Regions from separate parts of the Mus musculus genome. Here region 2 is linked to region 1. The links are chromatin contacts, found by Hi-C or POLR2A ChIA-PET in ENCODE. All regions are on one chromosome and are shown on one strand. The core of a region is the stretch at or near the end of the contact, and the rest is flanking DNA. Distances in the headings are between cores, read along the strand shown.

Region 1 (6,253 bases), core at 2,758-5,257:
ACTGGGTGGGAGCGAGCATGAGGAGGGGATGGGGATGTGGGAGTGGGCCGGGAGTGAGGACGGCAGTCGATGGCAAGGGCATCTTTGGGAATAGCTGGTGACCTGGGAAGGAGGAGGTTCCTGGGAGTCTATGGGGGTGAGTGACCCTAGCTGAGACTCCTACCAGCAGTGGATATAGGGACTGAAGTGGCCACCTCCTGTAGCCAGGTGGGACTTCCAGTGGAGGAAGGGAAACAACAACCCACCAACAAATCTGAGACCCAAAATTAGTCCTGCCTACTAGATGTGCAGGGATAAAGATGGATGGAATGGCCAGTCAATGACTGACCCAACTTGACATACATCCCATGTAAGATAGTCAGTCCCTGACACTACAAATGATACTTTGCTGTGCTTGGAGACAGGAGCCTAGCATGACTGTCTCCTGAGAGGCTTCATCCAGCTGCTTATGGAAACAGATGCAGAGACCCACAGCCACACATCAGGTGGTGCCTGGGAAGTCTTGTGGAAGAATGGGGGATAGAATTGACTGAGCCAGAGGGGTCAAGGACATAAGACCTACAGAGTCAACTAACCTGGCTTTATGGGGGCTCATAGAGATTGAATCACCAACAACCAAGAGCATGCAGAGGCTGGATCTAGGCCCCCCACATCTGTAGCAGATGTGCAGCGTTATGTGGGACCCCTAACAATTGGAAGGGAGCCTGTTTCTGACTTCATTACTGCCATCATTGGATTCCTTTCTCATAACTGGACTGCCTGGTTGTGCCTCAGTGAGAGAGGATATGCTTAGGCCTACGGAGACTGGATGTCCCAGGGTGGGGTGTACCCAAAGAGAGGCTTCCTCTTTTCTAAGGAGAAGGGAGGGATTTGTAAGGGTCGGACTGGCTGGTCTCTTGCTGATATCACAGCCAAGAGGAATCAGAAACTGCAGGTTAAGAGAGCTCGGTGATAGCATGCGATCAGGGTTGCCAGACCAGAGAAGCAAAAAAAAAAAAAAAAAGGACCAAGCTGGCAGCTGAGAAGACAGCCATGGCTGTGCTGATGCCCCACAGGAACAGCACCCATGAAGGTCTTTGTTCCCCTCATTAAAACATTAAATAGATTGTTCAGATGTTTAAATAAAGATGCCTCTGTGACCCTAAAACAAATGAACTGAAAACAAAGCCACAAGCAAAGGCAGACCTTCGCTCCTTTTAAAAATATTCATCTCCACAGTTTTGTCAGTGCTATGGACCCACCGCCTGATTTTCAACCAATCTCATGAACTCAGTCAGAAGGAAGTTCTCAGATGTAAGCTATGATAAGAAACTGGGGCAATGGACGCCTCATTGCCACCATTCAAGAAGTCTACTAAAAAGTTAGATGTGAGACTTGAAAACTGTGAAGGTCTAGAATATACAGACAACATTTTGAGGCAATGATGTAGACAGTGTTTTCATTAATACATGTGAAAGAACAGGGCATGTGGAAGACATCAACCTCAAAATCACGCATCCAGAAAAGCAAGCAATTATAAAGAAATCAACTCACAGAATAATTAACAAGACATTCATTTCCATAACATATAAGGCCACTGAACAGTAGGGGAAGGGACTCCACATTTGTAGCAAGGGGATGTTTACTCTCTATTTTCCCAGAAAAATCAAAGACATAAGCGAAATGTGCGTTCACACACAGGCCTGTATATTATCCAAACTCCAAGATAAAGAATACAGCAGAGAAGTAGAGATGAGAACCATGTTTACTCTGGAGTCCGGAAAAACACATGAGGGGGATGGGATGGGGGAACCATGACTGGTATTTACTGGGATACACATGGATGGAATGAGTAATTTATATTCTACAGAACAGCAATACATACATATATGATTGAAAGCCATTAAATCCTTCAAAACATTATCAGAAGATTTTTAAATGTTCACAATAGGAAGGAATAATGCCTGAGCTGGTAAACTTATTTCTTAACTTCATCTGATAATCATAAATGATGTAAGTACACTGCAAAACCACAGGGTTTCTCAAAAGCATGCATGTTATTACAGTGTGTCTACTAAAATGTATACGACAGGATTAGTATTAAGTTCACAATGATTTCCCCCTTACCAACTAAAAGAGCGAGTAACTGCTATTGAGAGCTCCAGGAGTCAGACTCACCTAGGGACACCAGGCTGATGTAGGTCTCCAGCATCACGTCCCTGTACAGGGTCCTCTGAGCAGCGTCCAGGTCTTGCCATTCCTCCCAGGTGAAGTCCACGGCTACGTCTTCAAATGATATCAGCCCCTGGAATGACATGTTTCTCTTGAACCCAAGCGGTCAGCTTTTGGAACAGAAAGTGGGGTCCATTCTACTCTGTATGTGTTCCATAGCAGGGTTCCATGGAAGGTGACGTTTGATTTGTCTCATGGGAGAAAGAAAACTCAGCATCGAGGTCTGTTAATGTAAAGATGTCAGAAAATATGGCCAGAGTGTTCCAAAGGATTTCAACACGGACAGTTATACCCTGGCTTCCCTAATTAAAGTCTCCAGGTCTACTGATATCTTTCATTTCCTGGAAGGGGATGGCCCATGCACCAACGGACTTCAGTATTAAAAGCGGTTATTGAATATGGAAAAGCCCAGAGCTCTGGAAACGAGGACATCTTCCCAGATCTCAAAAGAAGAAGAGAGCCTGTAACCACCTCCATGACCTAAAATCTTCACCCGTATGTGGGAAGGGCTGGAAAAATGGAACTATTCACAGACACCACTTGGGTGCTCTCTTCAATGGCTGTTGACAGCTTGAAGTCTAACAGAGTCACGCCAGATATTGAATGTATCAGATAGCAGGACTCCTAAACTCTAAACAAAACTATAAAAATTGTGTGTGAGCCGGGCGTGCTGGCGCTCGCCTTCAATCCCAGCACTCGGGAGGCAGAGACAGGCGGATTTCTGAGTTCGAGGCCAGCCTGGTCTACAAAGTGAGTTCCAGGACAGCCAGGGCTACACAGAGAAATCCTGACTCAAAAAAAAAAAAAAAAAAAAAAAAAAAAAGTACTCTGTTCTTAGTATGAAAATTAGTGCAAACATTTTATAAATTTATAGTCCAGTTCCTTAAAGCCGTAAACATAGAACTACCAAAGGACCCAGCAATCACTACCGCCGCGATGTATCTAAAGGAACAGAAATCTGAAAGTTAGAAAATGGCCTCAAGGATGAAGATCAGACAGAGGACCAAGGTCATTCCCAGCTACATAAGAACCTGTCTCAACGAAAGTAAAACAGCACTCCTTTAATCCCAGCCCTGGAGTGGCAGAAGCTGGGAGATTTCTATGAGTTTAAGGCTAGCACAGTCTACATAATGAGTTCTAGGCTAACCAGGGCAACACAATGAGACCCAGCTGCCAAAAGAGTAAAAGGCTTCACATCCATGTTCACGGTGACACAGTTCAATCCCAACGCCGACACAGAAAATGGAAGTGCTTCCTAGGGGTGGGTTCCGAGTTCATGCCACAGATAGATGGGGTTCCAGGATCCTGGGAAACGGAATAGAGCCCGAGGTCCCAGGGACAGGATCGTCTAGGCACCAGACTTAACACCCCAAACTCCAGATACAGCGTCTCAGGAATTGAACTGCGGGGACCATGGGGACAGAGATGTGTGGCCAAGGGGCAGAGACAACAGAGAGCCGATCGACTGGGTCCAGGTTACCGTTTCCCGTGCAGGCCCGCAAGTCCCAGGCTCCGGGCCAGAGCTGCGGCAAGCGCTGCAGCAGGGCTCGGGTCCCTGCAGGGACCAGGGACGGGACAGGATTCCTGGAGCCCGCTCAGCCCCAACCCCGCAGCCCGGGGACAAAGGGGCTCGGCTTCTGGACCTGCCACAGACTCACCATCTCAGGATTCCGGGACACCCAGAGCTCTCACTGTGGTTCTCAGTGGGGAAATGTGACACGCGGCGGCAGGCAGAACCTCTCCGGACTTCTGGGCGAGCGCGGAACACCTGGACAGGATCCAACACGGAGAACATGTGGGACAGTGGGGCAGGAGGTAGTCAGAGCCCAGGACTACAGAAGACTGAGGCCCGCCCCTACTCTCTGTCTGTGTGTCTGATTGGACATTTGTCGTTACGGTTTTCAGAGACAGAGCTTCCTGTCTCACCTTCTCAACCTTAAATGTCACCAACCATTGGTGAATTTAAAAAGATTGACAAGTTCTTGGCTGTATTGTAAGGCAGGGCTTCCTATAGGAAAACCAGCGCCAACCTCTACTTAAGGTTATATCATCTAATGTGTATTTATAAAGAGAAATAGTAGCATTACTTTTTTTTTTTTTTTAAATCTCTCTATGTAGTCCTGCTCTGGAACTTGCTATGTAGACTAGGCTGGCTGTGAACTCACATAGATCTATCTACCTGTCTCTGCATTCCCTGTGATGGGATAAAAAGTGTATGCCTCTATTATTTCCACAACTGGAGAAGACCACCGACCAGATCATCAGGGCCAAATTAATTAAAGCAAGCTTTTAAAAATTCCTGCCCACGGGATGTCTCTCCCCAAAGGTAGGTTTCAAGAGTTCAGCATTTGGACATGGGTAAGATTAGGGCTTTTATAATTCAGAAGCAGGGAGTTTACAAATGGAGGATTTGACAGGCAGATAGTTGGAGTTACAGAAGCAGAACATAAATGTAACAAGTTGGTCACAGTAACTTTTAAAACAAAAGCATGGTTGACTTTCCCCGGAGCAGGCAGTACAGAACCATTTGTACTTAGGTACAGTCGGGATGTAGTCCAATCCTTGAGCAGATTTATGCATAAATAGGAATGAACCTAATTTGTCTTTATTATAAGATGGCTTGCAAACCTAAGCTGGAGGCAGACTGGCTGTGACTGTCTTTGTAGAAGTCATCTTTATGATTATAAAAGTATGTGTTCATGTAGTATGAAATAAACTCAGATAAAATTTAAGCATATAAAGCATTGTTCAATACTATAAATGGTCAAATGTTAAGTGTTTTATGTCTTAATAATTCTTGGTTAATAGACTATAAGTGAACAAATTTATTTTTTTAGATTATAAATGATGTGACATTTCCCCCCAGTTCTACAAACTCCATTATCAAATGTGCTAATAGAAGGTTGAGAGAGAGAGACAGAGACAGAGACAGAGAGACAGAGAGGGAGGGAGAGAGAGAGAGAGAGAGAGAGAGAGAGAGAGAGAGAGAGAGAGAGAGAATTTTCTGCCCAGCTAGTTACATTTCTGCACTTGCTGGTTTAACATCACAGTCTTGTGTGGAATGTGCCTACGTCTGAAACAAACATGAATAAGATAAAGAGAATGCAGCCAGGCGTGGTGGTGAATGCCTTTAAGCCCAGCACTCAGGAGGCAGAGGCAGGTGGATTTCTGAGTTCAAGGCCAGCCTGGCCTACAGAGTGAGTTCCAAGACAGCCAGGGCGACACAGAGAAACCCTGTCTCGAAAAACCAAAAAACAAACAAACAAACAAACAAACAAACAAACCAAAACAAAAACCCTATCAATCTTTTCAGGGTTTACATAGCTGATGAGACTCTACACACAGTGCCAACAACAATTAGCATGACACAGAAGAACTATACAAAAGCCATCCCCAAAGCAAAATTTAGAAACTTTAGTTTGGTGGAATAAGTCTATTCAAAATTTTAAATCTCTCACAAAATTGAGAACGATACTAGCCTAATCTTGAAAGAAAATATTTTATCAACTGTACAGAATGAGGAGACACTAACGTGGGCAGCAATGAAGAGAAACCATAGAAGTTTTGTGCTTTTTTTTTAAATGTGCCTTGCTCCTTTGCTCTTACTAGAGTGTCTTTACCAGCTGTCAACAGTGTCATTAAGTGTGTAAACACAGTTATCTGACACTACAAAAAAATCTAGAAACACCAGGGTGGAAGGAATCACAAAATGCTGTATGGTATATACAATAAGGAACAAATATTTAACAATCTTTCAGAAAGAGGAAGTTGGTGTCTGGAATAGAGACAGTTTGGTAGAAGTTTACAAAATTGTTGCCAGACCTGGGAGGACCTGGGTTTGGGGGTTACAGTTTATTCAACTGGCAGTCTCAGCCTGTATGCTAAGAAGCCACTGACCCACCCTAGTCATCCTTCAGCAACCTGAAGTGAGATTAACATTTAAATAAGAGGCCAGGGATATGCACACATGAACAGTCCTGGTCAAGGTGTGTTCTGCCCACCACCAAACAACTATTGTGTGATGTTGTCTCCAGCAAGGCAT
Region 2 (6,253 bases), core at 1,336-3,835, 68 kb after region 1:
TAAAATACATTATTATACAACTGTGTGAGAAAACGGAATAGAGGAGAGCAAGTAAGTCTATAGGCTTTGCTCATTCACTTTAAAAGTTTCCACTTTCGGGCTGGAGAGATGGCTCAGCGGTTAAGAGCAGTGACTGCTCTTCCAGAGGTCCTGAGTTCAAATCCCAGCAACCACATGGTGGCTCATAACCATCCATAATGAGATCTGATGCCCTCTTTTCTGGTGTGTACTTACATATAATAAATAAATAAATATTTAAAAAAATAAAAATTTCCACTTTCAATTATGCATACCTGAGGATCGATTCCCCTGGAGCTGGAGATAGGTTGTGAGCTACCTCATGTGGGTGTTACGACTTGAACTCAGGACTCTGCAAGAGCAGTATGTGTTCTTAACCACTGAGCCACCTCTCTATCACCATCCATGTCATTTTTAAATAGATGTTGGGACAGTCAAATCGCAACTGTACTTAAATTCTTTTTAGTTTGGTCAAAAAAATTAACATTTAAATATGGGGAACATGAAGTGTTAATCTTCCCCAAATGATGAGATTACAGCTACATGAATTATGTTGAACTGTGAAAATCCTTATTAGCTCTTTTGACAGAGGCTTTCGGTCTCTAGCCCAGGCTGCCCTCTGACACACTGGCTGTCTCAGCAACCACACACTTAGACTGATGTGAAATTCCATTATCAAAATGAAAATCAGAGAGGTAGTAGATTGCCTCTTAGGGCTTAGTCTCTTGACAGTATAAATTCTTTTAGGAATTAGAGATCTCTGACTAGAGGCCTTTGCAGTCTCCTTACCAGCTGAGGTTGGTGATCCCTGACTGTCTCATGGAACAGTTGTGCAATTTCCCACACTGCAATTCCCCTGCCTCAAGCTGGTTCCTACCATTTTATGGACCTGGAAGAGGAGGGCCTACAGAGCCTTCCACACCTGCTTGGCCCTCATGACTCCTAACTCTGGGTATCCAGTTCTTAGTAAAGGGTGGCGGCCGAGTTCTGGTCTATGCCTCTTTCTTACCCGGCACCCCACATTCACCTCCCGCCCTACAGCCCCCCTTCATCAGTATTTTGGAGGTTCCCTTTCCTTTTGGTTCTCTCAGCCCCGTATCAGCAATTTCTCCTTCCAGACACATCCTTCCTTCACTGTTTGGCCTGTAAACTCCAGATAGACCCCCCTGTTAGCATTCTGTCTAAACTTGCCCCACACTTACCTGGCAATAGCCAGGTATGCTCCTCCCCAGTTACCTGACAACAGCTGTCCCACTATGAAAGGGGCTGCTTGCCCCTCCTCTCTCTCTTACCCCTGCTTTTTTCTCTCTTGCCCTCCTGTGTTCTTCCCTTCCCCTCACTCCACATGGTCATGGCCAGCCTCTACTTCTCTACTCTCTCCCTCTCGCTGCCTTTCTTTGCCTCTACTACTCTCTTAATTCCCCTCCCCATGCCCTGAATAAACTCTATTCTATACAATACCAGTTGTGTGGCTGGTCCTTCCGGGAGGGGGATGCCTTGGCATGGGCCGGCTGAGGCATCCCCTTCCCCCATACCTCACCACACCCCCATAGAACATATCTTAATTCTTCTTTACCTTTTTATAATCACAGCATTGGTGCCGAGACTTGGATCTAGAAACTCTGCAGTTTGCATCCCATTTCAGCCACCACAAGAGATCCACACTCACTGGTAACCCCCTCCCCCCCCCATCCCCCACTGGTCAGAGCAAACCCGTCATGGTCCCAGGGGGAGAGTTCTTGAGCTCAGAGCTACGCCTCTGCTGCCCTGACCCCCATTTTAGGACTTTGCCCCTTGTGTGAGATTTCCCTCTCCTTGGAGACAGTTTCTTTCTCAGAAATTCCCAGCCAAGGTGAACTGGTCTCTGGCTCAAGAGCACAGGCTCTGAGCCTTGGCTCCCGGCCCACAGGTGATGACCTGGCAGTCTGGCCTGTGCTAGAATCTCTCTCGGGTTATTAATGCCCTCAGGACGCTGGTAGTAGCAGTTAATAATGCTATTCTCTCGCCCAGGGGTCACTCTTCGCCACCTCTGTCCCTATTTAATGGGACGTCTTGGTCTAAAATAATATGTCTACATCCCCGCTAAACTAGCACTTTCTCGCTAAAGACCTGTAGCTCAGACTTTCCCCTCGCCCCAGCCCTCAGTTGCTGGCTCTCACTCCCACTGTGGCAGCAGGTTCTGCCGGTTCAAGCGGGTCTGGCTCTGGCCCCCTGCCAGGGACTCTGCTGCCCTTCCCCTCTTCTTGCTCTCTGCGACAGTCTCACCCGGACTGGCAGTTGCACTCGGCTCTCTCAGCCTGCGTGCACTCTGCTGGTCTCTGCCTTCCTCACTCGTGGCCTGCTGCACACCAGTTAGGGACCCTACTTGCTGTCCTCCCCACTCTGCTCCTTTACTCTCAGTTCGTGGTGGGAAAAGCCCGTTGCTTCCTGCCAGAGGTCCCGTCTGTGAGACTTGCTGTCCCATGTGCACAACCACCTGCTGGCCCCTGCCAAAGCCGTTTTCCTGCACACGCGAGCCCCTTTCTCCCTTCCTCTTTCCCTCTCTGTCTAGGACTTATAAAGGCTAGCGGTGGGGTGCACCCCAACTACGTTGCTACGACACGCTCTTTCAGGAGCTGCCTTTCCCCGCCCACTGTGGACTCTGGGCCGTGACTTCTGGCTGCTGGTAGGAATCCCCGCCCCTCAAAGGCACAGACTCACAGGCCTGACCTGCGGTGCCTCTGCCTCAACTGCCACTGGCCCATTGCACAGTTCTGCCCCAACCCACCGGCCCGGGGAGCCACAGGTCTGCCGGCCTTGCTGTGCAGCTACAGCCACCATGGCTTAACGCCCCAGCCAGCGATATGTGGGCCACTGTGCAGCTACAGCCACCAACGCCAAGGCCCTGCCACCCAGAACCACTGCCACCTACTGGCTGCTGTGAGACTCACAGACCTCTACCACGGGAACTGCTGCCATCCAGCCTCCGCCATGTGGGCTATGCAGCACAAACGGCCCAAGCACTTATCTATCCATGCTCCCACACCCCTGGCCTGTTGTCATGGCCTGAACCTGCCTGGACAAACTCATTTCTGTCACCACCATCTTATGCCACTGTGCCAGCTTTCTTATTCTAGTCCTAGCCAAATATTCCTTTGCTAATACAAAATATACTTTACCTACACAACCTGTCAAAGTTACCTAAAGTTATCATTCCTATCCTGTCTGAATATATTTACTACTGTCTTAGTCAGGCTTCCTATTCCTGCACAAACATCATGACCAAGAAGCACTTGGGGAGGAAAGGGTTTATTTAGCTTACTCTTCCACATTGCTGTTCATCACCAAAGAAAGGCAGGACTGGAACTCAAGCAGGTCAGAAAGCAGGAGCTGATGTAGAGGCCATGGAGGGATGTTCTTTACTGGCTTGCTTCCCCTGGCTTGCTCAGCCTGCTCTCTTATAGAACCAAGACTACCAGCCCAAGAGTGTTACCACCCACAAGGGGCCTTTCCCCCTTGATCACTAATTGAGAAAATGCCTTACAGTTGGATCTCATGGAGGCATTTCCTCAACTGAAGCTCCTTTCTCTGTGATAACTCCAGCTGTGTCAAGTTGACACAAAACTAGCCAGTACACTCATGTTATCGATTTAACTGATAAGCTATAGGAAACCCACTCAGATCTGCCTCTCATGGACCAAATAGGCTCCATCCAGACAAGTACATCTGCCTAACCTATTCCAGAGGATGAGATTCCCCTGGGTTTCAAATGTACATCTTAAGAAAAAAAAATTCTTTCTTCCAAAAGTACTTAATCTCTCTCTATAATAAATATATTGTGTTTGAGCATCTTGTCAAGTCCAGGCGCTCACTACATCCAGGACAGCTCCAGAGAAGCAGCCTCCAGATGCTCCATCTCCTGTCTCAGACACAGACGCTTCTCCTGGACCTGTTCCTTCTGACCCGTCCTCAGATGGCTCCACAGACCCTGGACAAGGAAGCAGCCCACTCTCCTGAGACTGGGCAAACATCCCCACATCCATCCCTCTAGGTTCCCGAGAGACAACGTCACCCCAGTGTCAGCAGGAAGCAGCCAGATATCACAACGACCCTATTTCCGCTTTGCCATCACATCTTTCTAATCTTTCTTTTTTAGTTAAACCAAAATGGGGAGAATGTTAGCACTCTGTCTAAATTCCCCCTCCCTTCCCCCCTCTCTCCACGTGGACATGGTCAGCCTCCACTTCTCTACTCTCTCCCTCTCTCTGCCTTTCTCTGCCTCTACTAGCCTCTTAACTCCCCTCCCTATGCCCTGAATAAGCTCTATTCTATACTACACTGTCATGTGGCTGGTCCCTCAGGGGAGGGGGATGCCTTGGCATGGGCCCGTTGAGGCACTCCTTCCCCCACACCTCACCACACCCCCACAGAACATATTCATAGACCTCTTTATCTTTTTATAACCACAACATCCCAACCACACGGTCCCACAGCCAGTTCTGCACTTGGCTCACTGTTTACTCAATTCTTCATTCTGACTTGACTCATTTTTAAAGTTTTCCCAAGTCCATTACAAAATATCCAATGCAAATATTCAATACAATGAAAATATTCTCAAAACCATATGAGCTAGCCCAGAAGTACAGCCTAGTATCAATGCAAATCCCTCCCCTTCCCCATTGAGAACTAAGGTGGTCCTTCCATATTTTCATCAACTGTCAATGTAACTGTATACTGCACTTTCATGTGGACAGCACATCCCAATTTTTTTTTTTTAATTGAACAAGTCGATTTATTCAGTTGTGTTAGGCATTTGCAATGGTGACTTCAACCTCAGCTCCTGGCTCAATACTGATGGAAGAAATCTGCTTAACAATCTCAGTAGGACTATGTAAATCATAGTCGCTTGTGGATCCTCATCTGGAAACGATCCCATGTCTTGGAACCTTCACCACAAGGTGTTTTTCTGGCAGTGATTCTCAAAGTCTTGGTAGGTGTGCACACCGGTCCTTTCACTTTCAGATTCTTTTCCTCTGCACCTCTGATCAAGTCCGTACCAACCTTCTCCAGCGAGCGGCTGGTGAGCGTGATTCGAATTTGGTGAATCGCCACTTGGGTATCTTTAAATGCCATGGCGGAGGTGCGGCTTCCTGACTGACTTATTCCTCAGCAAAATCGAACAGAGGTGAGTCAGGACGGAGCAGACTGGCCTGAGCTCTGCAGCATACACCACCAGGTCTCAGAAAGGCCCTAATTTCTTTTCTTTTTTTTTCCCCTTCTTTCTTTTTTTTTTTTATTAGTTATTTTCCTCGTTTACATTTCCAATGCTATCCCAAAAGTCCCCCATACCCACCCCCACAAGCCCCTACCCACCCACTCCCCCTTTTTGGCCCTGGCGTTTCTAATTTCTTATTATTGGTTTGTAGATGATTTGACTTTGCATCTTTATGGATTCTCAGGTATTAACCTTTCAAAGCACGCAGAACCAGTTACATTAAGAAAGCTGCTTTCTATCCTAAGAGTGGTCATTTATATTTGTTTTCTGTTAATTTATTACTTTTACATTTGCTGGATCTCTGGATTTTTGTTTGTGACTTTGCACGTACTGGTAATATTATTTACCCAGGCTAAATATTCTTTTACTCATTAATTTGAGAACTATCACAGTATAATAGTGAAACATGTGGATTCTGGAACAGAACACAGGCTTACATAGGTCAGTCACTTGCAATGTTGTTCCAGAATTGTTAGTTTACTGTTTCATTAGGTTGGTAAAATAACACATTAACACCAAGGATAGCCTCACTACACGATAGATACATGCTCAATAACAGCCAGTCTTTTATATTTTGCACATCAATTCTTTTATTATGTCATAAATATTAACCTTTTGTGTTTACCTTTATCTACAGATATCTGTAAGAACGGAGCTTTATAATATATTAGTATCTGTTACCATATTACACATAGTAATGGATTGTATCATATTTTCATACATGGCCTCTCTTTCACACATACACACACACACACACACACAAATAAATATATAAATTGAATTTTTCTACTCGGGTGATTTTTAGATTATTTCATTAACCATTAAAAGGAATGACATATATTGTAAACTTCTAAAACTGAATTTTATATATAAACTGAGACAACCTTTAAGGGGTACTATATAACAAGCAGTGTGTACAGGACACTTACATATAGAAGACTGTACATGTCTGTAAAGACTATTTGCACAGTCTATGCTGTG

Evidence for each region. A loop is a pair of places that touch in the nucleus more often than their neighbours do. ChIA-PET counts read pairs that join two places held with the same protein, here RNA polymerase II (POLR2A).
Region 2: POLR2A ChIA-PET joins it to region 1 with 16 read pairs in embryonic stem cell. The contact joins the enhancer-like site here to the promoter of Zfp599 in region 1. A Hi-C loop is called at or near these places in 1 of 37 maps with a recorded cell type or tissue (T-helper 1 cell). POLR2A ChIA-PET finds 5 or more read pairs at or near these places in 3 of 5 experiments (all embryonic stem cell).

What each region holds. Positions count from the first base shown.
Region 1 is chr9:22,255,888-22,262,140 of GRCm38, forward strand. Zfp599 (zinc finger protein 599) reads right to left here and starts at 4,008. Exons shown (of 5, transcript NM_181419.3): 1 at 3,870-4,008; 2 at 2,158-2,284. The coding sequence starts at 3,872. Gm39307 (predicted gene, 39307) reads left to right here and starts at 4,215. Exons shown (of 2, transcript NR_166680.1): 1 at 4,215-4,537.
Region 2 is chr9:22,325,371-22,331,623 of GRCm38, forward strand. Anln (anillin, actin binding protein) reads right to left here. Exons shown (of 24, transcript NM_028390.3): 24 at 5,844-6,253. It also overlaps the pseudogene Gm6607. Among named protein-coding and RNA genes, the nearest start is that of Zfp810, 21 kb to the left of the region's middle. Within about 2 kb of position 2,586, at least 1 of the 3 ENCODE cell types and tissues checked has a DNase peak (open chromatin) inside an H3K27ac peak, as active enhancers do.